Regions from separate parts of the Mus musculus genome. Here region 2 is linked to region 1. Evidence: chromatin loops called from intact Hi-C (ENCODE). Cell type or tissue: heart. All regions are shown on one strand. Each heading gives the region's core, and the rest is flanking DNA. Links, peaks and the distances in the headings are about the cores only.

Evidence for each region. A loop is a pair of places that touch in the nucleus more often than their neighbours do. Peaks named below come from ENCODE experiments on the same cell type or tissue, not always from the same donor. Only the 100,000 strongest peaks of a DNase experiment are listed, where the experiment ranks them.
Region 2: it touches region 1 in a loop (3-fold over the local background); 3 of 42 quality-filtered maps call a loop at or near these places.

The regions. Positions count from the first base shown.
Region 1 is chr12:76,921,355-76,937,677 of GRCm38, reverse strand. It overlaps Fntb (farnesyltransferase, CAAX box, beta), which reads right to left. Exons shown (of 12, transcript NM_145927.2): 12 at 16,266-16,323. Max (Max protein) reads left to right here. Exons shown (of 4, transcript NM_001146176.1): 4 at 1-409. Among named protein-coding and RNA genes, the nearest start is that of Gm46358, 19 kb to the right of the region's middle. In heart, for the core only: CTCF peaks have their summits at 6,076 (motif pointing left) and 8,446; DNase peaks (open chromatin) are centred at 5,187, 5,757 and 11,127; H3K27ac peaks cover 597 bases.
Region 2 is chr12:76,830,181-76,846,503 of GRCm38, reverse strand. Fntb (farnesyltransferase, CAAX box, beta) reads right to left here and starts at 9,037. Exons shown (of 12, transcript NM_145927.2): 1 at 8,853-9,037. The coding sequence starts at 8,996. In heart, for the core only: CTCF peaks have their summits at 9,178, 13,376 and 13,577 (motif pointing right); a DNase peak (open chromatin) is centred at 8,813; H3K4me3 peaks cover 1,820 bases; H3K27ac peaks cover 1,242 bases; H3K27me3 peaks cover 479 bases.

The DNA.
Region 1 (16,323 bases), core at 3,708-11,707:
TCATTTCTTTCTGTGTGTATTTCTAAGAAATAGAGCCAACTATTTTGTATGTAAATACCAAGAGCGACTTACCTGGTACTAAACCCACAGCCCAGTCCAGCCTCCCGCCCTGCTTCTTTCCTCCTGTCCTGGAACTTGTCGCCACTGTGTGATCCAGTCCTGGCTCTGGCTGTGGTCAGCAGATCCCAGTGAAGGGTTTCTTGTCTTGATGCTTCATTTCTTTGTCTTTTTCCTACTCTGTTGCCGGCATTTGCTGATTTCTAGTGTATACTTTGTAGTCTCAGTCGGTGTTGATTCCATTCCATGGAAATAAAGAGTATGTTGTACATACTGCCCAAGAATTGTCCTGCAAGTTAAGGCTTCCCCCTTTACTATAAGAATATAAATAAAAACTTATTTTATCCTTGTCGGTAGTAGTGTCTTCTTAACCCTACAATGACTAAGGTAGTTGAGGGAAGATCGTTTCAGAAGCTACTGGGCCTCTGGAAAGTTGAAAGAGAAGCAGTGATCTCTTGCTGGAGCCTACAGAGCCAGGAGCAGCTGTAGGCAGACCTGTTTCTTCCGTGTCTCTCGGCCTAAAAGAGTGGTTAGGTGAGTGGCAGAAAGCAAGCACCTTTGAGGCTTGCAGTGAGAGAGCTGTGGCAGCAGTTCCTGCTAACCAGGTACTCTCTGGAGGAACGGCTGGCTCGGAGCTGAGACACTCCTTCTCCCAGTAATGAGTGTCTAGTGTAAAAGGTGGCTGGCTGGTAGTAGTATTGGCCAGGGCTTTTCAGTTTCTAGAGCATTCAGTTATAAAAGAGAAAACAACAGAGCTGCCAAAGACTGGAAGTCAAAAAAGGCCTATAACAGCATCAAGTTAACTACTGTGAACCCAACTACAACCTGAAGCTTTGACCATTGATGAAAAGGGTTTCCAGCCAGAAAGCACCTCCATTTGGTCTTCCAGTCTGGCTGAAGGGAAGTACTGCTTTCATAGACCAAGGGAAGAAATGAAGTCAGGTAAGTTCTTGGATTTATATGGCAGAGAGTGCTGGGGTTTCATTCCCTTGACGTCCATCTTGTAGGTAGTTCATGTTTGTCCAGGAAGCAGATAGCTCCTCAACCTCACGAGCTGTGGGGCACGAAGCAGAAGCAGAGTCCCTGAAGGCCCTCCTGGCCGAGGCAGAAGGCGGGCTGAGATGAGGCGTGGGCAGAAGGCTTGCCGGTCAGCATGTCTCAGCATCCTTAGGGCACTGTACACTGGCTTGGCCAGAACAGATGTCAGGGACGATCTGCCAGTGGAGCCAGCTGGCGAGCTGGCGAGTGAGGAAAGTTAGGCACCCACTGGGTTGGCTGGTGGGACATCTTAGGTACAGGGCCCTGGCTCCAAGATGGGTATGGGACAAGGGTTGAGTTTAGGCTTCTGTGAAATCCATACACTAGTTGGATGTAAAGAGGTGCAGTGTCTAGCCGGGCTGTCTTCAATCTATACTACCTGATACGACAGGTGGTGGAGGACTGAAGGTGCTGTGGGCAGTATTGACTGGGCAGGAAGAGACCCGGGCAGAGGGTGGTCTGCAGAAAAGGACAAGCAAAGGAAGCAAAAGGCACAGCTCGGTCTCCTTTGGCATGAGTGTCTAGGACACGTGGTGTGGCCCAGTGATGCGGATCTTTGTTTCTGTTATTACAGCGGGTCCTGCCCAGAGCCCAGCTTACCTGTTGGTTTCCTGTTTGCTTGGTCACTGCAGCAGGTAACTTCCCTTAGGGACCTGTTGAAACTCACAGCTTCCTTGCAGCAGCGAGTTTGGGATGACAACTTTTGCAATCGCCCCAAGCACGGGGTGTTTAAAAATGGCCTGGTTCCTCCTCTGTGCGTGCTTTTCTGACATGCCAGTCCCCTCGAAGAGTGTCAAACATCTGCTAGGCTCACAGAGCTGTCAGGTTTTGTTTGGTTTTGTTACATGCTCTTACTATGTAGGCCATGCTAGCTTGGAACTCACTAGGTAGCCAAAATTGAATTTGAGATTCCTCCAGCCTCAGTCTCCCTCTTGCTGGGATTTTACGTGTGTGCCACCACACCCGAGAGCTGTCAGCTGGGACAGGTTTAAGAAACAAAACTGAGTGGGGTGGCAAGAGTTAAGAGAACTAGGACTCAAGCAGAATTCTGTTTGCAAAAATGAGGTTTTTTAATGCCTAGACTCTGGAGTCAGACTGCCTAGATTTCATAGCTTTCATGAAGTCATTTCCCTTAGCTTCAGCATCCTCATCTCTAGAATGAGGTTCATAATGGCCATAGCTATATAAGGCGGCTGTGTGTATACGTGAGGTAATGTGACCAGTGACAGGTGCAAGATGGGCAGTGCTAGCAAGTCCCACACAAGCCCCAAAGTGAGAGTTGTCCTCTGTGTCTCCCGGATGCTTCTCACACCTGCTCTACCCTAACAGGTCTCAGTGACCAAAGAGCAGGGGTCCCAGGTCCAAACTAGCAGGTTCTTTAACACTGAAGAAGTTCCCACAGAGGCATTAGTCAGCCTTTCTCTGTAAACTAGGGTAGTGACTCTACCCTAGTAGACACCATTGGAGACCTGGGAAAATTGCACAGAAGCCCCAGTAGGTCAGGCTGATCCCAGGAATGCTTGTGCAAGGGACTCCATGGCTCTAGCCTTTCTAACCTATAGCACCTCTGGCTCAGCAGCTGGAGTTAGTTTCACAAGTGGTCCTTGGGTCACCCAGGTTTGGCTCCTAAGAAGCAAGTTGCTGGAGCGGGTGAGGCGTAGTTGTTGATCTGCTAATTTGCATCTGAGGTCGGCTAGCTTGGGAGGATGGAAGTGGCTTGCCCTGCCAGTCATTGCACCTGCTCCAGTGGGGCTCGAAGACTCCAAGACTACCCATTACCTTTCTCAGATGTCCCTTGCAGATAACCTGCTCTCGTGACACATTGGTTGGGTTACCATATGATCCTGTTGGAGCAGTTCTTTCCCAGGCCTCTTTGAGCCTGTTCTCAGCCCCAGGGACACAAAACTCAAGACTCTTTGTTCAACAGTTTCTCTAGGCCAAGAGCAGACCCAAGTGGGAACAAGATTTGCCAGCCTCTATGCTGCAAGGTGGAGATTAGGGGGGTGTGTTACCTTACTAGTTAGTCCCTTAGGATAAAACAACAGGTTTCTGGGCATGGTCGTGCATGCCTATACTATGATCCCAACACTTGGGAGACACAGCCAAAAAGGTCTTTATTTCAAGGCCAGCCTCTGTTGCACAGTGAGGCCCTGTATGAGGCAAACATGGTTTTTAACTACCATGTTTCTGCTTGACTGCAGTGCACTAGAGTGATTGATTCCTCTCTCCCCCCCCCCCCCATGTTCTAGTGTGGAGTTTCATGAACTTTTTTTGTAGGAACAGAACAGAATGCCATAAATTAAGGCACTTGAAAATACATTGGTGGGGAAATCAGAAAAGCAGGTTAAAGCACAATGGGGAGAACTGATGAAGGCCTTGGATACTGTCAGACTGGTGGGGACTGGAGTCTGACACACTCTAAGGGAATGCTTCCTGTTCATTGAGTGCTACATGCAAAACAGAAGTAGGAAAGGAATGACTAGGGGGCCTAAAGTGAGCCCAAGATAAATTGTAGTCAGGCTCTGGACCTGAAACTTTTCAACCACTCCGTATCACCCAGGTTCTAGTCAGTTAATGACTCTGCAGACAGTTTCTTTTCAGGAATTCTCATCCACAGGCCAGAGGCTTGAACCTCCATGTCTCAATTCGCTCGCTTGCTGCAGTCTTTACCTCTAGTTGCTGTCCTGGTCTCCAAAGCCATACCACAAGGACAAGAACCAAGTACCATTGTGAGACTACAGGTGTACATGTACAATGCCTTTGAAGTGTTCCAGCACTCAGATACTCAATGTAAGGTGGCAGGTCTTAGTCTCCCAAGTTCCTGGCTCTGAGCCCCTCCTGCCTGGGTGCTATGAGATGTGGAGTGAGTGATCTCCATCCTGTACTGATGCTGTGGAAGTTTGGTGTATATAGATACTTCAGAAAGGGGGCCTAAGGGCGGAGCTGTTTTCCTTGCTTTCTAAAGGAGAGAGGGAGGCCTTTGAAACAGTCTTAAGGAATAGTGTATCCTGTTGGCGCCCTCACCCATCCCTCCCTCTGGCTGTGGCTGGTGTTTCTTTTTTTTTTTTTTTTTTTTTTTTCTTTTTTCTTTTTTCTTTTTTTCTTTTTTCCGGAGCTGAGGACCGAACCCAGGGCCTTGGGCTTGCTAGGCAAGCACTTTACCACTGAGCTAAATCCCCAACCCCATGGCTGGTGTTTCTTGAGAGAACCTTTCGTACCTGCCCAGGGCTTCTTCCACATGGGACTTGTTGGGGTGTGTGCAAGGCATTGTTTTGAGCCATCTCGCATGAGCCTGTTTTATGAGGGTACTGAAACACCCTGGATGGTACCTGCCACCCAGTATGCAAATTCATGAGGCAGTGAGTTTTACAGAAGCCAAGGAGTTTAACCCACTAGGCCCCCAGCCTGGTGAGGAGCCTTCCCTGAGGTAGAGTTTAGAAGTATTTATGGGATGGAAAAACTGGTCTGAGGTGTTGTGGGGAAGGGTGATAGAGGTGAAGAAAGACGAAGTTATCATTATCGGTGGTCTGTGTGTGTGCAAACTTCTTGCCACTTCCTAAGATGTGGGGGAAAATGGCTGTATTAGTATAACCTGGCGTGACTTGTGGGCCCCCTGACTGCCTGTTCACACTTTTCCAGTGTAGGTGGATTTGTTGATTTCAGCCAGTATGAGCCAGACGGTGCTTCCTCCAAACCTCTCAAAAGCAGCTTTTAAACAGCCGCGGTAACCCCATGGCGCATTAGAACCCACAGAAGTTCAGACTTCTTCTAAGTGAGCTTCAAAGGAGAGAGTGCACTCTGATGTTTATAAATTTTAACTAGGGAGAATGAATGGCTCATGCTTCTTACAGGAAGAAAATGGTGATTTCATTCTGGAGATTCCTCACCGGTAGAGCGAGAGGCAAGGCAGACAAGCCTTTTGGCTGGACCCAAGGACACTCGCTCTGCTGTCTGCTGCAGATACTCGGTATGATGGGTGGGTTTAAAGGGGTGCAGAGCAGGAAGTCCTACATTCACAGCGGCTGATGAGATCCCTTCCACCCATGCTGCCAGCTGCCCAGCAGGCTTGCTGTGAGTGCCAGGCCCCAGTCAGGACTGTTTACCTCTGATGTTCATTGCAGGGTGGGGCCCTTGTATGCCTACAGCCTCTGGGCTGAACTACCCAACAGTCTCTATTATTAATTTGTTTCCAGCAAACTAAAGACTGGAGGAAAACAAACACGGAATCAAGGGCCCAATATTAAGAAAGCCGTACCAGAATTTTCCATTCCAGTGCCGAAAGTGGCCAGGAATTAAGCTTTCTGCCAAAGAAAGCAAACCTGATGGCACTGGCTGTGGGGAGATACACATCTCCCCATATGGTGCTTCCTGCAGAGGACTCAAGAACAGGGCCTTGCAGAATACGGTTCAGGAGGGAACCGAATGCTCCCGGGATTGCCACTTGCCATATGGTCACTCATCCCAGCTCGCGAGTGCAGTCCTTGTTCCCCTATTTCCTAGTGTCCTTATAGCTCCAAGATGGTAGGAACAGATCTAAGGCAGAGGCTGTAACAGGGTCAGCCAGCTAAAAAAGGAATGTCACGTCCATAGCAAGCACTACCACAGGGTCTCTGAGAGACCAGGGAAGAACTCTGGGTCCAACAACGACCACATTTCCTGTCCAGGAAATGAGTCCAGGCCACTCCCTCCCTGTATGCAAAGAGCAGATGTGATGTGAGCAGGCCTTTCAGCCTAGAAGCTCCCCAGAAGTCTCAGGCTGGTCAGTTTTTGCTGCTTTACCTTAGCCAAGTACCTAGTCTGTCATGGTCCTCTACAAAGTCATTAAAAATGCACAGGGGGGTGCTGGTGAGATGGCTCAGTGGGTAAGAGCACCCGACTGCTCTTCCGAAGGTCAGGAGTTCAAATCCCAGCAACCACATGGTGGCTCACAACCATCCGTAACGAGATCAGACTCCCTCTTCTGGAGTGTCTGAAGACAGCTACAGTGTACTTACATATAATAAATAAATAAATCTTTAAAAAAAAATGCACAGGGGGACAAGCCTGGATGCGCAGTCATCTCTTCCTTTTGATGGGATTGTCCCCATGTGATTTCAGCTCACGGGTGTTGGAACAGCGTGTAGTCTTGGGGCTGCCCTGTACTGCCCACTGGAGATTTAGGCCGGTTATAAAACCCGGCCCCTAGATTGCTGCAGTCTTTACCTCTATTTGCTGCCCTGGTCTCCAAAGCCATACCACAAGGACAAGAACCAAGTACCATTGTGAGACTACAGGTGTACATGTACAATGCCCTTGAAGTGTTCCAGCACTCAGATACTCAATGTAAGGTGGCAGGTCTTAGTCACCCAAGTTCCTGGGTAGAGATAAGATTCATACATGAGCCAGGCAGTGGTAGCGCACAACTTTGATCCCAGCACTTGGGAGGCAGAGGCAGGTGGATCTCTGAGTTGGAGGCCAGCCTGGTCTACAAAGTGAGTTCCAGGATAGCCAGAGCTATACAGAGAAACCCTGTCTCAAAAAACAAACAAACAAAAAAAGATTCATACATGAGTCATAAGTACACATGCCCAGTTTCTTTCTTTCTTTTCTTTTTTTTGTTTTTGTTTTTTTTGTTTTTGTTTTTTTCTAGACAGGGTTTCTCTGTGTAGCCCTGGCTGTCCTGGAACTCACTCTGTAGACCAGGCTAGCCTCGAACTCAGAAATCCGCCAGCCTCTGCCTCCCAAGTGCTGGGATTAAAGGCATGGGCCACCACACCCAGCTATGGATGCCCAGTTTCTACATGCCAGGGAAGTTTAAGTGGAGCCCTTGGGGATAAAAGGGGAGGGAGGGAGGAAGGATGTCAAGGGTCAGGGAAGGGCCCACTCAGCCCTTCTCACACACTTTTGCTTTCCTTCCTCCCTTGAAAATTCAATGTCAGGTTATATGGGCCAACTGCTGTCTTACGGACTGATTTCAGTTGGTGAAGAGGTAGACTCGAAGCCTCTCACATACATAGGTTGGATTGCCATTCCCACACTAATGGGACCCAGAGATCCTTGGGATCCAGGCACATCGCTGGCACTGATTTGGAGAAGGTAAAGGATTTCAGAGGCATCCAGGGAAGAGCATACATACCATCAGCATCTCTCATGAGGATAGGGCTTGCAGGGACCTCACGGGGAGGGCATGATGGGTGGGCGTGGTCAGGGAGATAAAGATATCTGGCTCTGGGAGCACTCTCCTAGCAAGGAGCTGTGATCCAGCCCCGCTCTGGCTGATAGCTGCAGGCTCCAGCATACCCTTTGTCCCATCAGACTAGGCCATCACAGGTACAGAGGTAGCAAGGAAGAATCACACCCAAGATAACGATTCAGAGTTCCTATTATGGGAGGAAGTTAATGTGAGCGAAGGTTAAGAGAACAGTGTACTGAACCCAAAAATATGCAGAACCCAGTGTCAACTACTACTCTCTAGCAATGTGTTTTGAGAGAAAAAGATGATAAAATGTTGCTATTGATATGTAAAGGAAACAGCCATTAAAGAGTTCTAGTAGCCAAAGTAGAGACAATTTGAGCAGCAAAACAGGCAGGCTACGGTATTAGAACATAACTGGGGAGTATTCTGGAGTCTACGCTGATAGAAACAGCCATTCCTCAGGACTGGAGATGGGCTCTGAACCCCTCATAGGTACCCAAAGCTACAAGTGCTCTGATCTCTCAGTGAGATGGCACAGTATTTACACAGAGCCTCCATAAGTCCTCCTGTGTACTTTATTCTCTTGAGGCTGGGGATACAGCTTGGTCAGAAAGTGCTTGCCTAGCCCAGAGTTTGCTCTCCAACACTGCCCTCCTGCCCAAAGCTCTGTTTACAATGCTATGCAGATAACTGCTACGTTGTATTGTCTCCAGTAAATGGTGAAGGGGAAGGTCCACGGGTGGTCAGTGTGGGTATCAGTTTTCTAGTATCTCTGCGTCTCAGTTGGCTGAATTCACAGCTGGTGACACAAAGGGCTGAATGAAAGATGGAATGAGAGAGAGGTAAGCCAGTCTCCAGGGGGAGGTTTATTCATCCCACCTCAGATTATGGAGACTGATGGTCATAAAGGGAGGGACAGGGAGAAGGAGAAAGGGAAGGAAGGAAGGAAGGAAGGAAGGAAGGGCGGGCTTTGGAGACATCTAACCCTAGTAGCTAGTGATCCGGGTCAGCATTGTTGTGACTTCCCTCTGTGGTTTTCTTCCCCTAAAGTAGAAACCTGCAAGAGTGTTACACCAGTCTCACTTGACAGTCTAGCAAATAACCTGACCTGAGCCTCTAGAACAACCAAGGTCATCACAGACAAAGAAGTCTGAGAAGCTGTCACAGCCAGAGGGAGCCAAGAGACCTAACAGCAGAGTACATAGTATCTTAGCACCAAAAAATGGTATAAAAGTGGCCAGCGAGATGGCTCTGCAGGCAGACTTGCAGCCAGTTCTCATGACCTGAGTTCTGTCCCCAGAAGCCACATGATGGATGGAGAAAACTTCTACATTGCCTTTGACTTTCAGACAAGTGACATATCAGATACACCCACACACCCCACACACAGTAAGTGTAATTTTAAAATGGCATTAGACAAAAACTATAGGAATTTGAGTGAAATGTGGCCTTTAGCTATTACATCCATATTGCATACCCCACCACATGTATGCAGTCCCTGTGGAGGCCAGAAGAGGCCATCAGGTCCTCTGAAGCTGGAGTTACGGACTTGTGAGCCACCATGTGGGTGCTGGGAGCTGAATCCTGACCTCTGCAAGAGCGGCAGTCAGTGCTCTCTGCTCTCCACTGAGCCACAGCTCCAGGTCCTCAGTGTAAAAGCGTAACAACTGGGGTAAGCAGGCAGGTGGGTGTGTAGGAACTTTGTGCTTTGTGATTTTCTTCTGTCAATCTAAAACGAAAGTTTTTGGATTTACTTTAAACACACACCTATACATATATCTAATATTATGCGTATGTGTGTTCACCTGAGTGTGCATAGACCCTGTGGGCGTGCAGGAGCCTGAGGAGGTCAGAAGAAGCATCAGACCCCCTGGAACTGGAGTCAGAGATGGTTGTGAGCAGCCACATGGTGCTGGGAATCAAACCTAGGTCCTCTGGAAGAGCAGCTAGTTCTCTTAACCACCGAGCCATCTCTGTAGCCCCAATTTTTCTTCTTCTTGAGACATAGTCTCATGTAGTGGTGTCAAGCTAGCTACTATGTAGCTGAAGCTAGCCTAATCCTCCTGCCTCAACAGGTTGCACTGTCATACTCAGCTGGTCTCTCTCTCTCTCTCTCTCTCTCTCTCTCTCTCTCTCTGTCTTTCTGTCTCTGTATCTCCCTCCCTCCCTCCCTCCTTCCTTCCCTCCCTCCTTCCCTCCTTATGACTCTCCTTCTCTCTCCTCTTCTCCCAAAGCCTAATTTTAAAATATGCTGCTGCTTCTGCTTCTCCTCCTCCTCTTCCTCTTCTTCCTCATCTTCCTCCTGTTCCTCCTGCTTTGCCCCCAGCCCCTTTTTCTGTCTTTCTGTTTTCTTTTTGGAGGCTGGGTCTTGCTATAGGTCTTGCTATACCTCACTGTGTAGCCCAGGCTTTTAGCTTCTGATCCTTCCACTTCTGCCTTCTGGGTGCTGGCTCAAACATCCATTGTTTTTGTGGTTGTTTTTGAAAAGCTGTGTTTCCTTAGGGGGAGCTGAGGGCAGTGAAAACGTTCCCACTGACCAGGCTCTGTTCCTGTCTGATCTTGTTCTTGGATGTGCCAGCGTGGCAGGAGGAAAGAGTCCCAGCTGCCTGGTCCCAGCTCCTGTACCAGCTGAAGCGCTCAAGCAGAGCTGTCCTTGTGGGAAATGAGGGAGATGTCCAGGAACCGGTTACACGTGCTAGGGCAGGTTGTAGAAGGCTGGCTGCCACCAGGGCTGCGGTCAGCTCCCAGAGACTTGCATCACGGCGTGAGTAAGACCGTGTCACAGCAGGGTGGCACACACTTATTTAAGAATGCCACTCTATTCCATACACAGCATGAGGATCAGCTAGGGGCACAGCTCAAACGCCTAGCATTCACAAAGCCTTGGGTTCAACCCCCAACACCACATCAGTCACCATCTCCAAAGGATTGAGTGGGCGTGTCCCCCTCTTTGCTGTCATCGGCTAGTCCTGGTGAAAGATGGGGCCAGGAATTGAAGGCCTCAGTGATCCGGCCCTGGAAGAAACCAGTGTTTATCCCTACCCTTAGGTTACCCTTGAACCTCTTGATCTTCAGCCTGGCAAGAGAACATGGGCTTTGGGCAGCTTGTGGGCAGCAGATCTGGGCTCAGGTGGACTTCATCATCCAACATCAGAAACCTTAGTGAGTCACCCAGCTCTCTGTCCTGTTTCTCCAGTTATGAAACACAGGTCATACACCTGCCTCACCCACTGGGTGAGACTGAGCCAGGGATCAGATGAGGGGAGGAAGGACAGACGGTCAGGTCACGGGTTACTGCTGGGGAGAGCAGGCAGCAACCAGGAACCTGTGTGGCCTCATGGGTGATTATGGATAGTTTTGTGTCCTCAGTTTTTGATAAGCTCACTTTAAGTTGAAAGTATAAAGTCAAAACTGTACTAATGAGCTGGGTGTGGTGGTACACGCCTGTCATCCCACCACTTAGAAGGCTGAGTGAAGAAAGATTCTGAGTTCTAGGCCAGCTAGGGTTCTATAGTGAGACTGACCAAACAAAACCAAACCCACAACACCGCCTGCCTAACCTGCCAAGCCAGCCTGGGTTATATGGTGAGACTGAAAATAAATAAATAAACACCACCAGCCTAACCTGCCAAGCAGTGTGGAGCCCATTCAGCACGTTGCTTTCGTAATACTATGAGGTCAAACCATTGTAAGTTGAAGCCTGTCTGTGATGGTAAATGTAACTCCGGTCGGCTCATACAACTCAAAAACCAGACAGGGCCTCAGAATCCGTGCCAGGCCTGTCCCTGTCATCCAGGAGGCTGGGTGTGCTTACTTCTCAGCCTGCCTGCCTTCTAGGTGGAAAAGTGGCCACACGTGACACTGTCCCACTAGGAGAGAACTGTTGCTTCTGATAATCAAGTGTCCAGGGCTGCTTTGGGCCGTTTCAGGTCATATTCTTGGCTCTGGATCAATCACCAGGGCCAAAACAGGCTGCCTGGCTTATCCCTGGTTACTGTCGACCCTAAGCAAGTAGTTGAAGCAAAGACAAGTCAGGATGACTGGTTTGGGGCGGAATGGATGGCAACTGTCACCCAGGTTTCCATTACACCTCGTCCATGGTGGTGGTCAGCAGAGGTAACTGGCCTCCTAGGACAACAGTTTTCCCTGCTGACTACAACCCCAATTTTTATTTGGAGTTTGTGGTATTTGAAGTATGTCCCTTACAGGCTCAGGTATTTGTTTTTGTTTGCTTGTTTGTTTTGAAACTGGGTTTCTCTGTGTAGCCCTGGCTGTCCTCTGTAGACCAGGCTGGCCTCCAACTCAGATCTGCCTGCCTCTGCCTCCGGAGTGCTGGGATTAAAGGCGAGTGCCACCACTCTCAGCTGCAGGCTCAGGATTTGAACATTTGGTCCTGTGTTAGTTGTGCTGCCAGGGGACATGTAGGAGGTGGCGCCTTGCTGGAGGAAGTGAGTCTGTGCGGGCAGATTTCAAGTTCATCCTCTAGAAGTTACCATTTGCTGTTGTTGTATTTTTATGTATGCCTGTTTCCTTTCTCTTCACATGCTTGTACACATGCTTGCCACAGTGCACATGGTGAGCTCAAGGGACAACTTGTAGGAGTCAGTTCTCTCCTTCTGTGGCGTGGGGTCCAGGGATCGCACGAACTCAGATGGTCGGGTTCCTATGTAGCCCAGTCTAGTCTTGAACTTGGGCTTCTTCTGTCTCTGCTCCTGAATCCTGCAATTACAGATGTGCATCACCACAGGCAGCTGACAGTGTCTCTGGTATCTGTAGTTGTGTATTCTCCATCCTTGTCCAAGGCAGTGAACGCCATCGAGCAGAATGTATGACTGACTGCAGTCTTTAGCAGGAGTTTTACCGACCAAATGCATCTATGTGACTCACAGTAAACATCCCAGCCATGAAGATATGGCAGAACACTGAATGAATACAGATGAGACGGCATCTCTATATACCAGGGCCAACTGCAGCCCATGGGCCAGATCTGGGTCACCACCTGTCTTCATGGGCACAGCTTGGCTTGGGACACAGCCATACTCCTGTGGTTTTGTGGTGGAGGAGAGTTGAGCGTCGCAAGAGAATGTATTAGCCACAAAACCTAAAAGTATTGGTTTTATTTACAAAAAGTATGCATCCTGTTGGTATAGTTGATAAACCAGAACACAGGGAAGCAGTTCCCCCAGGAGCATCTCCTTTTCCCAGGTGGAAGCAGCACTGCCCTAGCTCTCAAATCAGCATCAGAGAAGCAAATGTTTCTGAGTCAAACTTACCCTGGAAGGAGGTCACTGAGACGTGTCCAGTCGGTGCCTTCCCTGATACGCACTCTGTGCAGGGCTCATATCTTTTTAGGCCACAGTGAGAGTCTAGACAGCATGTAGGTAGAAACACATCCATTTCCCACTTGGGGCTTTGATCCAGGCTTCTAGACTCAGAAGCTGAAAGCCATAGTGAGCTCCTGCCATTTCCCGGAACATACTTCTCCAAGAGGTGGTTTGAGTGAAATTGAGACAAGCTTTAATCTGTGTGATGGAATGTCAGCATTGTTGTCCACACACCCAATACTTCAAGCCAATGGGTCCTACCCCTAGCCACAACTGCACTGCACTCAGGACCATCAAACACCGGTGGCTGCTGCTGCTGCTGCGGCTGCTCTTTTTCTTCTTAGTTTGTGATGGTGGGTACAGAACCCTAGGCTTTGAGCATACTAGGCAAGTATTTTGCCATTAAGCTGTTATTTCTGGCTCTAGACAGATCCATCTCTAATACCTGACTATATTAAAGTGTATACTTTAATATATATAAATAAATGTAATATATATATATATTTAATACAGTATATAGAGTTAGTATTGATGAAATAGTGTAAGGCATCTGCCTCTTACAGTTTCTTTTTTTTTTCTTTTTTTTTTTTTTTTTTTTTTGGTTTTTTGAGACAGGGTTTCTCTGTGTAGCCCTGGCTGTCCTGGAACTCACTTTGTAGACCAGGCTGGCCTCGAACTCAGAAATCCACCTGCCTCTGCCTCCCGAGTGCTGGGATTAAAGGCGTGCACCACCACGCCCGGCTACAGTTTCATTTTTAAAAGATGTATTTTTATGTATGCATGTTTCCTTTCAAGTACATGTGCATCACATGTACGCCTAGTATGTAAGGAAACCAGAAGAGCGTGTTGGGGCCCCTGTAACTGGAGTTAACATGCAGTTGTGAGCCACCATATGGTGCTGGGAACTGAACCCAGGTCCTCTAGTCAACAAACCTTAACCACTGAGCCGTCACAGCAGCCCCAAAGGTTTCCTTAAGTTATTATTATTAACACAACTTGCTAATAATTATATAAGTAATATAATTTCATAAATTGATTCCATATTAAAATATAAAGTATATACTAAAATAATAAAATTCATAAATAACTAAATTGTGTGCATGTAGGTATGCATCCATGCATGCATACATACATAATGCATGTCACAGTGTACATGTTGACATCAAAGGACAGTTTGTAGGCGTCAGTTCTCTCCTTTTGCCACGTGGGACCCAAGGAATCAAACTCAAGCAGTCAGGCTTGGTGGCATGCTTTACCCACGAACCATCACAGCTTGCCTCTTACCGCTGTTTAAATTCTATCTGATGAGTTAAAGCACTAGGAAGCAACACAGCCAGGTCAGAGTGACGCTAGCCCTGGGCAGGGGCCCTTCCATGGCACTGGTATTTAAGCGTCTTTATGGTCTCTGCTTCTGTATGGTTTTAAGTGGCTTCCTATAGAGTCCTACTACTACAGAGTCTGCGGGACAGCTTAGGCAGGGAGTATGCGCGGGTTCTCAGTGTCCCTAAGACCTACATGATACATCTGTTATGGAATTTATCACCAGGAAGAGGCTCTTGGCAACTGGCATGTAGCCTTCATCCGCTAGAACTCTACAGTAACCCGCTTTAGCCTTTTGACCCCAGAAGGCTCTCATTAAGTAAACTCAGTTCTGAGAGGCACCATATCTTCCTTCCTCCTCCAGGCTTCTGGACCTGTGTTTTCCCCTTTCCGGGTATTTAGTCTGTAACACCCCCGTGGCGTGGTAGACGGAACAGGCTTTATGCTGTTGTAGTTCTGACACAGGAAGATACACTGCAGTTCTGTGCTTCAAAGGAACCCACAAGAATAGGCTCTGCGGTCCTAAGTTCACAGACCCAGAAAACACATGGGGCTACTGGCCAAGTGAAGACTTCCTGAAGCTAGGCCTCGGTGTGAGTTCCATGGTGTAGACTAGTCCAAAGAGCTATTGGCTAGACTCTCACCTGATGCTAACTGACTCAGGCACAAGGCTACAATGAAAGAACAGTTTAAGAATGCCCCCTGAGGGGCCTTCTGTTGCCAGGAACAGCTGCCAGAATCCCCAAGGTGGGCAGGTGGGCCTCAGGTGGATACAGAACTGTTGTAGTTTGGTATTTACTTAAAAGTTTCCTGGAGTCAAATGCTATGCTGGAAGTATCTTTTACTCAGGATCTACATAATAAAATATGGATCGAATAACATCTGACATTTCTCTTAGCAGCACTTACACTGCTAGAGGCCATCTCTTCAAGGTCACTGGCCAACTCCTCCTTGGGAGAACCTTTCTTTTTCTTGGTTTTAGGCAGAGACAGGTGGGTCTTCCATTCCATTTTCCTGTAGGTCTCCTGGGGTTTTAGCTGCTTCTTCTTAGGTTTTCATGTACCTCCTCACAGAAAGAGGTCCTCATCTAAGGAGGAAGTGGCCAGTGAACCAGAAGAGGAGGCAGCAAGCCCCACCATCCCTAAGAAGAAAAGGAAATTTTCTGAGAAGCCTGAAGTTGCTGCTAACTTCACAAAGAGTCGCACAAAGAAAAAGAAAAAGTCCCAGAAAGCACAGGAGGATTAGAACGGACCTGCTTGGTGGGAGGGGCATACCTTGTGGTGGCACCTCCTGCCCATGATAAAACCCCAATAAAAACACAAAACCAGAAAAAAAAAATCTGAGATTTCACTCCAGGCCCACCTGAAGGCTCAATTGGGAAGTTCTCCAGGAAAGGAATTATAGAGAAAAGTTAGTACAAACCCGGAGACAACAGCACCAGTATCCTCTCCTCTCCCTAGACCAACTCCACTGATCCTTCTAGGCCCTGCTCCAGGGTATAAAGACATCACAGACCACCGTGGCTTCTTGACCCCAGCTATGACTGCAGTTATCTCCAATACCTAAGGCTTCTGGTGCTGAGCCTTCTCCTGTCCGTGGTGGACAGATAAACTTAGGATAATGGGTTGCAACCCAAACCTTTATTAGCAAAGTAAACATTTCCAGGGGATGGGAGTTGTAGGCAGAATGTAGCTCTGGGTTATTTGCATGGATGGAGTTTCCTCCTGAGGTATCCTCCTTTCCCAAGGAGCAAGCCTCAGAACGTCGCCTTCTTGACCTTTCTTGTCTCTTAGTAACCACAGAATTCTGGCTATATCCATACCATTCCCTGCCTATGGCCAGGATGTCCGTCCACCCTGCCTGGTGCAATAGCTCCAGTCCCCTGCTCGGACTGGAGACAAGCTCTAGAACTCAGTGTGTGAAGGAGGTGCTCAAGGAGGAATGGATTTCAACTTCCTTCATTCATATGCAGGAGACAGGAAGTCCCCAGAGCAAAGGGGCATCCTGAAGGAATTTTCTGGGATTAGACAGGAGATAGCACAGTGGGCTGGAAGGAAGGCTCAGTGGCTAGAGCACTTGCTGTTCTTAGAAGGATACAAATTTGGTTCCCAGCACCCATACTGAGCCAAGTAACAACCACCTGTAACTTCAGACCAGGGGATTTGATGCCCTTTTTTGGTCTCCACAGACATCTACACACACACACACACACACACACACACACACACACACACACACACACACACACACACACACACAAAGAGAGAAAGAAAGAGAGAAAGAAAGAGAGAAAGAGAGAAAGAGAGAGAGAGAGATTTAAATTTTTTTCTGGAAAAAAAAAAGACAGCATAGAAAATGTTACTCTTTTATTATTTCAAGGAGGTAATACATAGCCCAGTACACCAAAGC
Region 2 (16,323 bases), core at 5,686-13,685, 93 kb after region 1:
AGAGTGAGTTCCAGGACAGCCAGGGCTACACAGAGAAACCCTGTCTCGAAAAACAAAAAAACAAACAAACAAAAAAATCTTTAAAAATAAAAAGAATGGTCCAAAGAAGAAAGGCTCATATATCTGAATGCTCAGTTGATAGAGAGTGGCACTACTTGAAAAGATTAGAAGGATTCAGAGGTGTGGCCTTGTTGGAGGAAGTGCATTACCGGGGTTGGGCTTTGAGGTTTCAAAAGCCCATGAGAAGCCCAGAGAGAGAGAGAGAGAGAGAGAAAGAGAGAGAGAGAGAGAGTGTGTCTGCCTTAGGACTTGGGGTGTAGCTCTCAGCTACTGCTCCAGTGTTTGCTGCATGCAGCCATGCTCTCTACCATGATGATAATGAACCAAACCTCTGAAACTGTAAACCAGCCCCCAATTAAATGCTTTCTTCATAAGAGTTATGTGGTCATGGTGTCTCTTCACAGCTATAGAACAGTGACTAAAACATGGTGGAAGATGACAGAGGAAGAGGGCATGTGGCCAACCTCTGGCCTCCACATGTGAACCTACACACATACCGAAAAGAAAAAAGAAATATTTTTCCTAATAATACTGTCATCCTCCCTCTATAGAGTAGGGGTCTAGAATGAATTCCTGAACAAGAGACTTCCACCCCAGAGCCTGCGTTTCGCTCACCCACACTCTTTCAACATGAACATGACAAGGAAAAGCAGAGAGAGGCCTCCCCATGTGAAAGTGCTAGAAAACTCACATTCCAGAAGCTGGGAACCAGGCTAAGTAGTGAGAACGGTGAGCTCCGTACTCTCGGCACAGACCCACATACTCAGAGCCTGCGAGGATGGAGGCCATCCACCAGTTCTTAACAAACCATTAGGGATTCTGATGCACTCTCATGTTTGGTAGAGTAAAAGGGGGGGGGGGCGTGTGTGGTCAGTGTAGGTGTCCTCCTCAATCACTCTCATCACGTCATTTTTGAGACAGGGTCTCTGACTGCACCTGAAGCTCACCCATGAGGGATCCTCCTGCCTCAGTACCACCAGTGTAGGGGCTTTTACATGGGCACTGGGCACCTGATCACAGGTCCTTATGCTTGTGTGACCATCTCCAAAGCCATAAAAGGTTTTTTAAAGTGATAAAGTACTTTCTTCATTCATAAATGTTACTTTTTAAACCACCAACCATACTATTCCTCTTCTCAACTGAAAGGATAACAAAAAATTCTCTAATGTTTAAGAAGCAAAACATTTTTCTGGACAAATAACTTAATATTTGGGGAACATAGTCTAGTAGAGTGTGTCACCCCAAAATAAGCCTTTAGGAGACCAGAAAGCATCACTCACAATAAGACTGCGGAAACAAAACACAGCACTGGCCATAAGCCTCTTTGACTGAGGATTATTTTGAGCTGATTATTTTGAGCAACACCAGACACAGCTTTGAAAACAGAGCAGAAGTTGCTCCTTTATAAGAGAAACTTATATTGCATTGTCTTTATTTCTCTAAAGACAATCACCTTCCTCAACCTCCTCTGAGGTAGCCTCCTCTTTCCTCACCCCCACCCCCACCCCGCAGAGCTCAGTGTGACTCCCCACAACAGACCTTACAACTGATTTCTACCTTCTTCCTGCTCACCTTCCTGTCACAGGCTTCTCAGCACTGTGAAAGACTTGTTTGAAGTCAGAGCCCTAAGTCACCTCTTAGTTACTAACGTCTCTGGGTGAGATGCATATTAATGACCTTCTGGGTGGTTTTTCCTGCTAATCTCTTCTCATCCAGACAGTTCAAGCTAAAAACTCAGAAAAAGGAGACACTTTCCTTTTTTAATATTCATTTTATTATCTGTGTGTGTGTGTGTGTGTGTGTGCGCGCGCGCGCGCGCGTGCGCGTGTATGTGAGCCATAGCACACGTGAGGACAGCACAGGACTTCATGCAGTTGATTCTCTACTTCCATCTTCCCATGAGTTCTGAGGATTAAACACGCATCATCAGGCTTACAAAGCAGACACTTCCACCAGCTGAGCCACCCGATTATCTCTCTGACCTTTTTACTGTCTGAGACAGGGTCTCACTAAATTGCCCAAGCTGTCCTTGAACTCACTATGTAATTCTGGGCTGGGAATGAACTTGCCATCCTCCTGCCTCAGCCCCCTCTACAACCCTCAAGCAGATGGGATTACAGACCTGTTCTACTAAGCCTGAGTCAGTCCTTAAACTGACTCAGGGATAAGATATTCAATGATAATTATCTTTTTGTTGTTGTTTTTTTTTTTTTTTTGAGGCAGGGTTTCTCTGTGTAGCCCTGGCTGTCCTGGAGCTCTCTCTGTAGACCAGGCTGGCATCATATCCACCTACCTCTGTCTGAGTTCTGGGATTAAGCCTGGCTTCAATGATAATTATTGTCTTAGGCAGGGTTTCTATTCCAGCACAAACATCATGACCAAGAAACAAGCTGGGGAGGAAAGGGTTTATTTGGCTTACACTTCCATTCTGCTGTTCATCACTGAAGGAAGTCAGGACTGGAACTCAAGCAGGTCAGGAAGCAGGAGCTGATGCAGAGGCCATGGAGGGATGTTCCTTACTGGCTTGCTTCCCCTGGCTTGCTCAGCCTGCTCTTTTATAGAACCCAAGACTGCCAGCCCAGAGATGGTCCCACCCACAAGGAGCCTTTCCCCCTTGATCACTAATTGAGAAAATGCCTTACAGTTGGATCTCATGGAGGCGTTTCCTCAACTGAAGCTCCTTTCTCTGTGATAACTCCAGCTTGTGTCAAGTTGACACAAAACCAGCCAGTATAATTATCTTACTCATATGATCTAGAAAAATTTTTTTGATTGCTCAAAAAGTGGTGATAATAAAAAGAAACATGAAGAATTTTTTAAAAACTGCCTTGTGGATAAGAGGAGAATAATTGGCATTTCTAAATTAATGTAATATAAAGTATAAGATATAAGTTATTATATTTGTGTGTGTGGTGCTAGGGGTTGAACTTAGAGCCTCTCATATGCTAGGAAGTGCTCTACCACCAAGCTATACCCCAAGGCCCACAGTTACCTAATTTAAATGCAATTTTTTTTTTCAACAGGTACTTGATCGCTTTGCTGCCTACCTGAAAGTCTAAAAGTGCTTATATTTCATCCTAACCAGAATAGTCTGTAGACTTCTTTTTGCTTGGTAGACCTGGGAGCCTTACACTGAAGGCATACCAGCACTGAACTACGTTTTCAGCCCAGTTTTCTTTTTATTTATTTGTTTGTTTATAAACAGGGTCTTGATATGAACCATAAACCGGCCTTAAACTATGGTCTCCCTGACTCATCCTCTGAGAGCTGGGATTATGGAGTGTGCACCACCACGGCCAACTTCACCCTCCCTTTTGGTTTTACATAGATTCAACATTGAAATAATACTATCTCACGTTCTCCGTAGAGTTGTCTGAGTAATAACACCACTGGCATTGCCAGTGGAAGATTCAGCCGGTGATGGTGGTGCACACCTTTAATCCCAACACTCAGGAGGCAGAAGCAGGTGGATCTCTGAGTTCAAGGCCAGCCTGATGGACAGAGTGAGTTCCAGGATAGAGAAACCCTGTCCAAAAAGAAAAAAAAAATCAAATAGAAGATACTTTGTTCTCTATTTCTCTGTTCAAGGGTAAACTGAAAAACAAACAAACAAGCACAATAGTATGTATTAGAAACAAGTGTTAGCAAGGCCACCACTGAAACTGGGACTATCCATACTAATCTGAAGTTCGCAATAAGGTGATCCCCACGGCACGATAGTGATGAAGACAGACAGTACTAGCACAACCTCACCTTGCTGTCTACTCAGAAAAGGCCCTTGGGCATCCCATCCACTGGCAAAATCCTTATCAAGGGATAGCCCTTCACAACCGTCAAGAAACTGACTATTCCTGTTACAAGCATGACAGGCACTCTGTAAGTTGCTGTCACCTCTCACCCAGAACAGTGCAATAGCGTCCCAACCCTTGCCTCCTACCTCCACCCTCATCTCCGTGTGTGTGTGTGTGTGTGTGTGTGTGTGTGTGTGTGTGTGAGAGAGAGAGAGAGTGTGTGTGTGTGTGTGTGTGTGAGAGAGAGAGTGTGTGTGTGTGAGTGTGTGGGCCCTTGGAGAGCGGAGGCTTCAGATACCCCTGGAGTGGGAGTTCCAGGTTTGTGTGTGCAAAGAACCAAAATCTGGTCCTCTAGAAAGGCAGCAAGTGCTCTCACAGCTGAGCTCTCTCTCCAGCCCAATCTCCCACCCCCAGCCCCCACATATAGTTCTTGACAGTAACCTGAGGACTCTATTAAGTTATGATTCAAAGGAGTCCCCGTAGCTAACAGGTCTGAAGGTGGGAATGGAAGGAGTGGAGAGAGAGTAAGGGTCTCTGAGGAGGAGGCGCCGGAGAAGGGCTGACTTTAAGTCTGGGAAAACTTTAGGTCACAGCACAGCAGGAGTGAGGAAATCCACTGATTTCATCCTTCGCTCTCGTGTCTCCTAGCAATATATCATGGCTCAAACCCAGCACAAGAGGCAAGGGAGCCTGTTAGTACAGATCTACCTCCTGAGGCAAACCTAGAGATCTGTGGTGAGTATGGCTGGTAAATACAAGCTCTGCAGCCAGTGGTTTCACATCTCAATTGGCCCTTTCTTTTTTTTTTTCTTTTTTCTTTTTTCTTTTCTTTTTTTTTTTTTTTTTGAGACAAGGTTTCTCTGTGTAGCCCTGGCTGTTCTGGAACTCACTCTGTAGACCAGGCTGGCCTCAAACTCAGAAATCTGTCTGCCTCTGCCTTCCAAGTGCTGGAACTAAAGGCGTGCGCTACCACTGCCCGGCTCAATTGGCCCTTCCAAACTCAGCAGCCACTAGGCACACTCGATTCCATCTCATCTTGTGTCTCCTGGCCTGCCTTTGCCTGGCAGACTCCCACCTCAGGCTGTGCACCCGCTTTCCCAGCCCAGAACAGCACTCATCCACTCGGTCCATCGTGACCTGTCCCCGAACACACTTCAAACACAGTCAGATCAAGCATGATATCATTGGCAACCCTCGCCTTACTGTGGTTTAAGTTTCTAAAAAACACCTCTGTATCCTCCCTTCTCCTTGGTACCGGTGGTAGATCGGCCCTTGCACGTGTTTAAGCACACGCTCAACCACTGAGCGACACCCCCGTTCCTCATGCTTTTCTTCTCTTAATTGGCTGACTCCCTGGCCTGGCCTGGAGCAATTTCCTTAAGATTCCCTAAAAACCCATTTCCTTTGTTCACTGACTCATGCCAAGTGTCTGAGCAGTATCTAGCACCTGAGTTGTTTTTTTTTTTAATTTTCATTTTATTACTTTGTGTGTATGGATGTTATGTCTGTGCACCACATCCGTGAAGGGTTCCTGGAAACTGGTCTAGAACATCAGACGCCCTGAGACTGGCGGTACAGACAGCTGTAGGCCACTTTGTGGGGTCCTGGGGACTAAACCCATGTCCTCTGGAAAAGTACCTAGGGCTCTTAACCACAGAGCCATCACTCTAGCCTTCAAGAATTTCCTGAAGAAAGTGAATAGTGGAAAGAGCTCTTTCCACTCCTTACAGGTTTTACTCCTGTTATTAAATTCTTAATCACTGTTTCATAAATGAAGGTTTCCAAATAATGAGATAGACAGCGATCGCCAAGCATTGATCCTTATTGCCATGACACAAAACTGAGCTGTCAGTAAATCCTCGAGGAAGCTTTGGTCAAAACCAAAAGATTCAAACGAACAGTATGCTCGGTAAACAATCCCTCCTCCCGGCAACGTCGTTTCTGACCACTGTACTCTGTTACCCACCAACCAGACAATTCTCTGAGCCTCTGCCTTCTCTGTCAGCATGTGTTAAGGACTGAGTGACACACTGTCAGGAGAACATTCGGAGAGCATTTAGCACTCAGCTGGAACCAAATGAATGGTCACTGTGGTGATTAGTAAGATGCAGAGGAAGCCATAAGAATGAAATACCGCGTTATCTTCTGTCTTAGGCAGGGTTTCTATTGCTGCAATGAAACACCATGACCAAAAAGCAAGTTGGGGAGGAAAAGGTTTCCTTGGAGACTTACACTTCCAGATCTTAGTTCATCATTGGAGGAAGTCGGGGCCGGAACCTGGCGTCATGAGCTGATGCAGAGGCCATTGGGTGCTGCTTATTGGCTTGCTTCCCTGACCTGCTCAGTCTGCTTCCCCATAGATCCTAGAACCAGCAGCCCAGGGATAGCCCCACCAGCCCAGGGATAGCCCCACCCACAATGGGCTGGGCCCTCCCCCATAGATCACCAATTGAGAAAATGCCTCACAGCAGGATCTCACCGAATCTTTTCCTCAACTGAGGCTACTTCCTCGCTGATGACTCTGGCTTGTGTCAAGTTGACACACAAACCAGCCGGTACATCTTCCTCCTAACTGCAACTCTTCATCCTAGACTTTTAAAATGTGAGCTGGAGAGCTGCAGAGATGGCTCAGCAGTTAAGATAACTGACTGCTCTTCCAAAGATCCTGAGTTCAATTCCCGGCAACCACATAGTGGCTCACAACCATCTGTAATGAGATCTGATGTCATCTTCTGATATGTCTGAAGACAGCTACAGTGTACTCATATACATTAAATTTTTTTTTTTAATGTGAGCTGTGATACTGACATAAAACATAAGACTATCATACCATTGGGCTTGTATCTGACAGACACTCTACACTGACCTATCAGGACTTAGCATCCTCCCCAGCCCTGGCCTTGGCCTGGCTCTTTTCAGAGCATCCTGTGTCCATTTTTTTATTGCTCGTAATGCCTACTCAGAAGTTAAGTTGTTTTATCCTTATAGGAACCAAGCAAGGAAGGAACTTCAGCGGTCTACTGAAAAACAGTATATATAATAGACAACAGATCAGAAAACTCACGATGAGATGTTAACTCTCAACACAGATGGTTTTGTAAGTGACAGACTTAACTCTGATTCTGTTTTCTTCATTAGCATCCTGTATACCCTTATCTGCTAAGTCAGCGTTTCTCAACCTGTGGGTCATGACCACCCTGTCACAGGGGTCGCCTTAAGACTATTGGAAAACACAAGCTATTTACATTATGATTCATAACAGTAGCAAGATTACAGTTGTGAAGCTTTTTAAAACAGCTTTATGGTTGGAGTGGCCACAACATGTGGAACTATAGAACTATAGTAAGGGTCACAGCTTTAGGAAGGTTGAGAACCGCTATTCTAAGTCAGATCAGTTAAAGATATAAATGGTGTACGTGTGTGTGTCCTGTTTAACCCTGTAACTTCAAAAGAAAAGGCTTGTAGTTGTCTTATCAACTACAGAAACACCGCTCTACCCAAGTAGTAGAGGCACATGTTCTAGCCCAGAACTTGAGAGGCAGAGGCAGTCAGATCTCTATGAGTTCGAGGCCAGCCTGGTCTACGGAGTAGTTCCAGGCAGCCAATGCTACACAGAGAAACCCTAGCTCGAAAAAACAAACAGACCAAAAAACCCCAAATTGCTCCAAACCCTGCAAAGATTCTGAAGATTTTGTCACTGATGAAAGATTTCTTTGCAATGTTTTATAAAAGTCTTCTGTGGGACACAGTTAACTAGGTTAGAGAGCTGAAGCCAAAAAGTTCCCTTTATTACCCTAAAGCCCACAAGGCATTGACTCAAAGATTAAAACAGTCCCTCTGCTACTAGGTGAATAACCATGTGTCCAATCCCTTGTTCTGTTATGAATCTTTAGGGCAAGAGAGATGGCTCAGTGGGTAGAGGTGCTTCCTATGCAAGCCTGCCAACTTCAGTTGGATCTTCCGAACCCACATATTGTGTGTCCTGGTATCAACACGTACAAACACATGCCATACACACATTCGCACACATAAAAACTGAAATTTTTATACAGTCATTATTTGCTGCTAGTTTTGCCTAAATAGAGGCTCACAGCTTTAAGATAAGATGAAGCCGGTCCCTCCACAGTTAAGCCTGAGTAGTGATCTTAGTAAGATCTTATTTTAGTAAGTGGCTGAATGCCTATTCCTTAGCGACAGGACTCATCCTGACCACTTCTAGTAACAGATGGGTAAACAGCTCTACAACAACCGATTTGGGAACAATTCCAAATGGAGAGTGAGAAAAATGTAAGCTATCAACTCACTACTCACACCTTAAAACACTTTTCAAAATGGCATGTCTGGTACACTCTAGGCCTTAGTGAATCACAAGCAGTTCAAACTCCATACTTTTTTGTGCTTTCCGAACTATACAGTTTTCCAGTCTGTCTTGCCCAACCAGGCTCTTGCCTAGGGGCTGTTATCTTTTTCTGTATTTCCAGCGTTCAACAGCAAGTGCTCAAATGGTTACCCACCACGAGGTAGGCCTCAACCTGACCCAATAGGTCAGAAATTAAATCGATTTAGGGATGACATGACCACAGTCCGGCCGTTCGATCCCCTAGATGTCCGGAAACTGCGAACATGTGAAGAAAAGTGAGCGGTCGGTCCTAGAACCTCAAGACATCTAAACAGAACGGAGCGGACTACCTGGTCCGCCCAGGCTGCTGTGGACTCCAGACACGAAACAAGATCCTTTACAACGTCCGAAGCAGAGAGATCAGGGGTACTGTCCTGTTCTCCAAACCCAGCCCTGACAACAACCCTCTCCTACCCAAGTAAGCCCCGAAAACGCTCCACTCGGAAGCCCCAGTCTGGGCGCCTAGAGCTCGGGGGCGGGGGCGCAGTGCACTACGGGAGTTGTAGTTCCATGGAGAGTTTTGCCCCGAGACGGGCTTACAAAAGGGACTCCTACTCCCAGAAGGCCCCGCGCGGGCGCCTCGCCCAGTCCTGCCACCTCACCTGTTCTATGGATGTGACTGTTTCCACTGAGTCGTCTTGCAACCGCTCCCGCACGTGCTCAGGTCTCAGACTATACAGCGGTTCTGACCAAACAGGGGAGGAAGATGGAGGACAATAATAGGTGAAGGAACTCGAAGAAGCCATGATCGGGAGAGCTGCGAGCGCTGTATAGGACTCAGCTTCATCCAGCAACAACGCGCATTGAAACTCGAGCGGGCTAAGGCGCTACGGAAAGTCCGTAGAGTCAAAAAGATTTTGAACGCGAATCTCTCCTCCCACCTACACATCTTCAAGAAGTGAGTTACTGGGATACTGCCGCCCCCCGTCGGACAGATGAGCTGCTGCAGGAGATCAGCTTTCTGGAGAAAGGAGATCTAGGATGCCTCGGTTCGTTATGCAAATAATAAAAAAGAAAACGTCAACGTTTCGCTCTCGCCTAATTGTAATGCAGTAGCTTGCGATTTCAGCTGTTCAAGAACCCTAAGAATGTAACCTAAAAAAAAAAAAAAAAAAAAAAAGCATTTCTGACATCTCTCTTGAGTACCTCAGTCACGCTATTAACTAATAGAATTACCATGCACCTTTGGGTCCTTGACAGCCTCTTAGGAGAAGCCTCAGCTTTTCTGTGCATTAGCAGAATTGCAGGTCTCAATACTCAGAGATAGAGAAATGTAGTACTGTAATTTTCTCCTTTGGAGGTTACAGTGCAATGGCAGAAACTAAAAGAAACTAAAATACCATAGAAGAAATGAGTGTAAATGCATCATCCAAAGAAATATCAACAAATATTCATGGAGCTCCTGCTACTTGTTCCGTGCCAGAGCCCAGGAATGCAGAAGTGAACAAAATTACAATGCCCTTTTCCTTAGATTACATCTGAATTTCATTTTTGAGGAATAGGCAGAATTAAATAAGTGAACATAAATATTTGACAGCTTCCAATTATGGTATGACAGAAAATAATAATAGAGTCAGGCCTGGACGGGTGGCTCAGCAGGGGCTGCAGCGCCACAGGATTCCAAGCAGCCACCTGGAGACTTACAGCCACCCATAACTCCAGGTCCAGAGGATCTGACGCCCTTTTCTGGCCTCCACAGACAACATACACACAAGTAATGCACATGTGCACATGCAGGCAAAATACCCATACACGTTTTTAATGTTACTGTTTCATATATATATACATACGTATATATTTGAAAATGATTTTTTCATGCAATATATTCAAATCACAGTTTCCCTCACCCAAATCCTCCCAATTTCCCCATCCACCCAACTCCACATCTTCTCTCTCTCTCTCTCTCTCTCTCTCTCTCTCTCTCTCTCTCTCTCTTCAGAAACAATTAAACAAAAAAAGGAAACAAACTAGAACTTTAAAGAAAAGAGAAGGCACAGTAAATACAGGCTCACACACAGAATGAAATTTTTCGAAATTAGAAAGGAAAGAAAATAAAAATGTCTTTGAAACTGACAGAAGAAACTGAGTTCTAATTAAATTTGGTGGCTGAGCCAGACCCTTCTTTCTTTAGGTCTCTTAAGCTGAAAACCAAAGTAGTAGCCATCTATAACAAAACAATGAAGGACAGCAAGAAGACAGAACGGCATTTGAAGGAACATGCCATAAATATACTTGTGCATGCTTCGGTTAATTCTGATAACCCTTGAATGAGTATATCCTTATATACCTCACAAATACAATGTTAGAGTGGTGATTTTAGGAAAGCCCTGTGAGGCTGGAGAGACAGCTTAGTGGTGAAGAACACTTGTTGCTCTTACAGAGGACCTTTTTATTTCCCATCACCCTAACTGGCCACTCACATCTGCCTTCATCTCCAGCTCCAGGGATCCAATGCCCTCTTTTGACCTCTAAAGTACATCTGTACTCATGTGCATCTAACCACACACAGACACACAGGTGTAATTGAAATCTTTATGGGGCTGGAGAGACGGCTCATTGGTAAAGAATATTTGATGCTCTTGCAGAGGACCTGGGTTGGGTTCCCAGAACCCATGTGACATTTCACAACTACCTGTAACTCTTTTAACTCCAGTTCTAGGCTTTTAAACACCCTCTCCTAGTCTCTGCAGACTTTCACACACACATGGTACATATACACACTCAGGCGCGCGCGCACGCACACACACACACACACACACACACACACACACATACACACACACACACTTCAATCTTTAGGAAAAACCTACCACATTTGGACAGCAATAAACAAGGATTTTTTCCAGGATTTACATCAACAGAACTAAACCAGGAGCAGGAGGGTGGTTCAATACAACTTGTTGGACAAGCTTGAGGACCAGGGTTCAGATCCAAGAAGCCACATAAGTGGTGGGTGGGTGTGTTATCTGTCTGTAACTCCAGCCTCAGAAGGCCAAGGCAGAGAGCACCCAGAACAAGCTGAACAGCTGGGTGAGTGAGTTCTGGGTTTACCTAAGAGACCCTGCCGGAATGATTAAGGTTGAAGAGCAGGTAAGGCTGATTCCTAGCATCAACCCCAGACCTTCACGTGCACATACAAACATGTGCCCACAAACATACAAAGCCATGCATACCTATGCACACCACGTGCACATGAGAAAGGAAAAAAACAACCCCATCAGGATAAAAGGTTCAATTATTTAAGATGAGGGGTTGTGGGGAAAGACAATAAATGTCCCGGGGCTGGTAGTATAGCTCAGTGGAAGTACCTAGTGTGTGCAAGGTTGAGTTTGATCTCTACAACACATACAAGGCACATGTACTCTACTCCCTGCTCAGAACATTTTAATACTCTCCTATTCAACCCCAAGTCACATGTCTAAGATCATACCTATATAGAATTACACAATTGGTCATCTCTCCCTTCTGAGGCAAACAGTACTCAGATTCCAAGTGTGAGATGGAGACTCAGTGCTGGAGGCTTCATATGGGTATACACTATCATATGTCCATCTTTTTAATTTTCTTACTTTTTTTTTTTTTTTTTTTTTTGGTTTTTCGAGACAGGGTTTCTCTGTATAGCCCTGGCTATCCTGGAACTCACTTTGTAGACCAGGCTGGCCTCGAACTCAGAGATTCACCTGCCTCTGCCTCCCAAGTGCTGGGATTAAAGGTGTGCGCCACCACGCCCGGCTATTTTCTTACTTTTTTAAAAGATTTATTTATTTATTTCATGTATGTGAGTACACTGTCACTGTCTTCAGACACACCAGAAGAAGGCATCAGATCCCATTACTGATGTTTGTGAGCCACAATGTGGTTGCTGGGAAGTGAACTCAGGATCTCTGAAAGAGTAGTCAGTGCTCTTAACCACTGAGCCATCTCTCCAGCTCCCTGTTTGTTTGTTTGTATGTTTGGGGTTTTGTTTTGTTTTCTCTGTGTAGCCCTGGCTGTCCTGGAACTCACTCTGTAGACCAGGCTGGCCTCGAACTCTGCCTGCCTCTGCCTCTCAAGTGCTGGGATTAAAGGTGTGTGCCACCATGCCCGGCTCCCTGTTTGTTTCTTTGAAACAGGATTTCTCTGTGTAGCCCTGGTTGTCCTGAAAGTCACTCTGTAGACCAGGCTGCCTTCGAACTTGAGAAATCTTCTCTTCCTCCAGAGTGCTGGCATGAAAGAGGTGTGCTATCACCACCTGGCTTTCACATGCCCATCTTGGTATGAGGGGAAAACCTGTAGTACCAGAGGCCCAGAAGATTGCCAAAGCTGGAAACATGTGGGACTGTGGTTAGGACCATGGATATGAAGTATTAAAAAGGTCTTAAGGAACTTCCTGCTATATTCACGTTTTCTCTTTCCCTTAGTTCTGCCGGGTGTCTGATAAGGTCTGGGTCAGATGAAGGATTCAGCTTTTAATGTAAAAAGCGTCTTTGCGTAAGAGATAGAAACATAACATTTCAATTTTAAAAGTAGGGTCATTGAAGAAATAGGTGAAAGGGATTTGTAACCGAGTGTTGAATCTGTCATGAGACACATAGAGCAACTGCAAATTTTATTCTAGAAAAGAAATGTGTGTGTGTGTGTGTGTGTGTGTGTGTGTGTGTGGTAGGCACTGGGCTAAGTGCTTAGGAGAAGGTGCTGAACAAGCCAGTTGGTCTCTGCCCTGTGGGTCTCATGACTTATCAGAAGAAACAAACACTCACTAAGCAGTGATGCAAAAATGGTTCATTACGGTTCAGAAAAATGACTACGGCAGAAAGAAGCACTGAGTGTTACAAGATTGTGTAACAGGTCAGACTTGAGGCTGTCTGACCTGGCGACTCCCATGAATAAATGAGCTGGCCAAACTAGGGTATTGGTCAGGTAGAAAACCCAATGATATCCAGAAGTCAGGAGACACCAGTGACAAGAACCATGAAAAGTTTGGCATTGTGTATAAGCTTCAAGATCAGTCAACCCTGGATCAGCAGCAGACTACCAGTTGTCCTTCTGGTTTACTAAAACTGCTGGTTCTCAAAGCAGAAGGAGGGTCAGTTTGTGCATCTCTGCTGGAATTGGTTAGAAGGGACCATCTTCTTGATGGTAACCCTTGGCAACTCCAGCATTTCCAGCCTGGACGGCAGATGGTGTGGGTTCCTTTACCAAAATTCCTACTATTTGTGTTTTTTATTCTTTCCTATATTGAATGTTGAATCATACTTCTTAAAAGATAGTTTTATGATGTTGATGGTGTTAATGTGCATTTGGAAAAGCAAGAAAACAAGAAAAAAGTTAATGATCTAAGTGAACCACTAGAGGTCGCCTGTGTCGCCCTCTCACTCCCTGCTTCATACAAGCACACAGAGCTGACACATTTGAGGGGTCACTTTGAACTCTCCTCCTTGTACTGTTTTTGTTGCTCATTTGTTTGGGCTGCAGCTGGTTTGAGTTTTTATTCAAATACCTGATACTGACTTTTTTTTTTTTTTTCTAAATCAAATGAGCAAACATCCTCAGAGAGTGGAAGCCTCCCTTAAACTCCACGTTGCTGGATCCAAGGGCAATTCTCAAGTCTTCCTGCTTGATGTTCTGGCAAGATTTATATGGCTGATCTTTACCTCAGTGAGCCACTTTCTTTTTTAAAAATGTTTATTTGATGATAATGATGGTGATGGTGATGATGATGATGATAGCAATGATGATGATATGGGATATACAATGGTGTGTGTATGGGAGGGAGCACATGTGCCCTAGTGTGTGGGTTGGGAGTGTGTGTGGGGGGGGGGGTCAGCTCTCTCCTTCTACCTTTGCACGGCTCCAGGGATCGAACCCAAGTCTTCAGGTTTATACTGCGAGTGCCTTTACTTGCTGAGCCACATGTCCAAGTCTTTCTTTTCTTTCTTAGTAAAACGTGTGTGTGTATGTGTGTGTGTGTGTGTGTGTGTGTGTGTGTTACTTGCTCAGTGTTCTCCAGTGTATGTGGATGTAGGTGCATCATGCCACAGCTAACGTGTGGGTCAGAGGAAAGCTTGTAGGGTACCCATTCTTCCCTCCCACCATGTGAAACCCTGAGGACTGAACACAGGCTGTCAAGCTTGGTGGCAGGCGCCTCTAACCTGTGGCACCATCTTGCTGGCACCAAAACTTTCTTTGTAGAATCTAATACTGGGTTTACTCTGATACCTTGACTTCAAGGTACCCCAGGATTCAGTGCTTGGATTTCTCCATCTACACGCCATAGTCTACAACTTGTGTTTTTTTAATGGGGGCTGGGCGTTATCATAAAAACTACTTTATCAGCAGATACAAAATTGAAGCCAACTAAACACCATTAACACTGAAAATCTTGAGAAAGGACAAAAGGAGTTCAGTGCTAGAGTTCTTGCCAAATGGGGCTGGAGAGATGGCTCAGCGGGTAAGAGCACCAACTGCTCTTCCAAAGGTCCTGAGTTCAAATCCCAGCAACCACCAGGTTGGTCACAACCACCCATAATGAGACCTGACACCCTCTTCAGGTGTTTCTGAAGACAGCTACAGTGTACTTATGCATAATAATAAATAAATCTTTGGGCTGGAGTGGTCAGAGTTGACCAGAGCGAGCAGAGGTCTTAAATTCAATTCCCAAAAACCACATGAAGGCTCACAACCATATCTGTACAGTTACAGTGTACTCATATACATAAAATAGATATATCTTAAAAAAAATTCTTGCCAAAAATATATTAGGTCCTGGGCCTAAGTCACAGCACCTCAAAACCAATACAAGAGAACTCCTGGAGCTGGGTTTTAAAAGTGTTGAGGGGCATTCTACATACCACACGGGCGACTGTAGAGCCTGGCTATGGTCTGGTGTCACCAGAGGTGCCTTTAATAATAGATTCTCATCCCCTCCAAGGCTTGAAGTGGAATAGCTCCTGAAAACGCACATCTATTCCTATAAACAAACAAACAAACAAAAAACCCAAAGTAAAAACCCCTCCTATCCGACTGCTATAAATAACTCTAATGAACCGCATGAGGTCACACACACACCAGAAGGCATGAAGAAAGAAGAGAGAATGGATGAGGAGGGGAGGACGGGACTGCTGGGAAGGGAGAAGGGAAAGAGGGGAGGAGAGGAGGAAGGAGAGTGGGAGAAGGGAAAGAGAGGAGGGGAGAAAAGGAGGAGGTGGGAAAAGGGAGGAGGGGAGAAGAGGAGAAGGGGAGAGGGGGTGGAGGGGACTGCTAGGAAGGGGAGAGAGACAAGAGAGGATAATGGGAGGAGAATAAGATTAAAATATTTTGGGGCTGGTGAGATGGCTCAGCGGGTAAAAGCACCAACTGCTCTTCCAAAGGTCCTGAGTTCAAATCCCAGCAACCACATGGTGGCTCACAACCTTCTGTAACGAGACCTGACACCCTCTTCTTGAGTGTCTGAAGACAGCTACAGTGTACTTAGATATAATAATAAATAAATCTTTTAAAAAAAGATTAAAATATTTTATGTAATGTAAGGGTCCATTGTATTTTGTCTTCTTGGTCCCTGGTGGCCTCCTTTAACAGTTTGATTATTTCAGCGAACCCTGACGCGCAAAGTTTACAAAACCTGGCAGATCCTATTGTTCCAGGAAGCGTTCATGAACCCCAAAAGACCACCAAGGAGCTGACTCTGATTTAATAGAATTAGGGTCTGTTTACTACACACTGGGGCTTGGGCTCTCCTCCAACCCAACCCTGACACAGCAGGACAGGAAGGGAAGGCTGAGCCTTGAACCTTCAGCAGGACAAGTTTTTATAGGAAAACAGGAGCAAGTGAGGGAGGAAGGGAGGGGTGTCCAGCCTGGCAAGCATTTAATAGAATGACTGTAAGCTGACAGTCATAGCAAGACCATATATAATCACAAATGATCTGAAAGTACATCTGAAACAAATCAGACTAGTCTTTGATTAACTGTTGCTAGGAAGTTGCTAGGGACTAACTCTAGCCAAGGACAAGCCATGGGGTCCTTCCTGACATGTGGGTGCAGCTTGGGTTCTCCTACAGGTCAAGTTCTCAGGGTTTTTGGTTTTCTTTTCTTT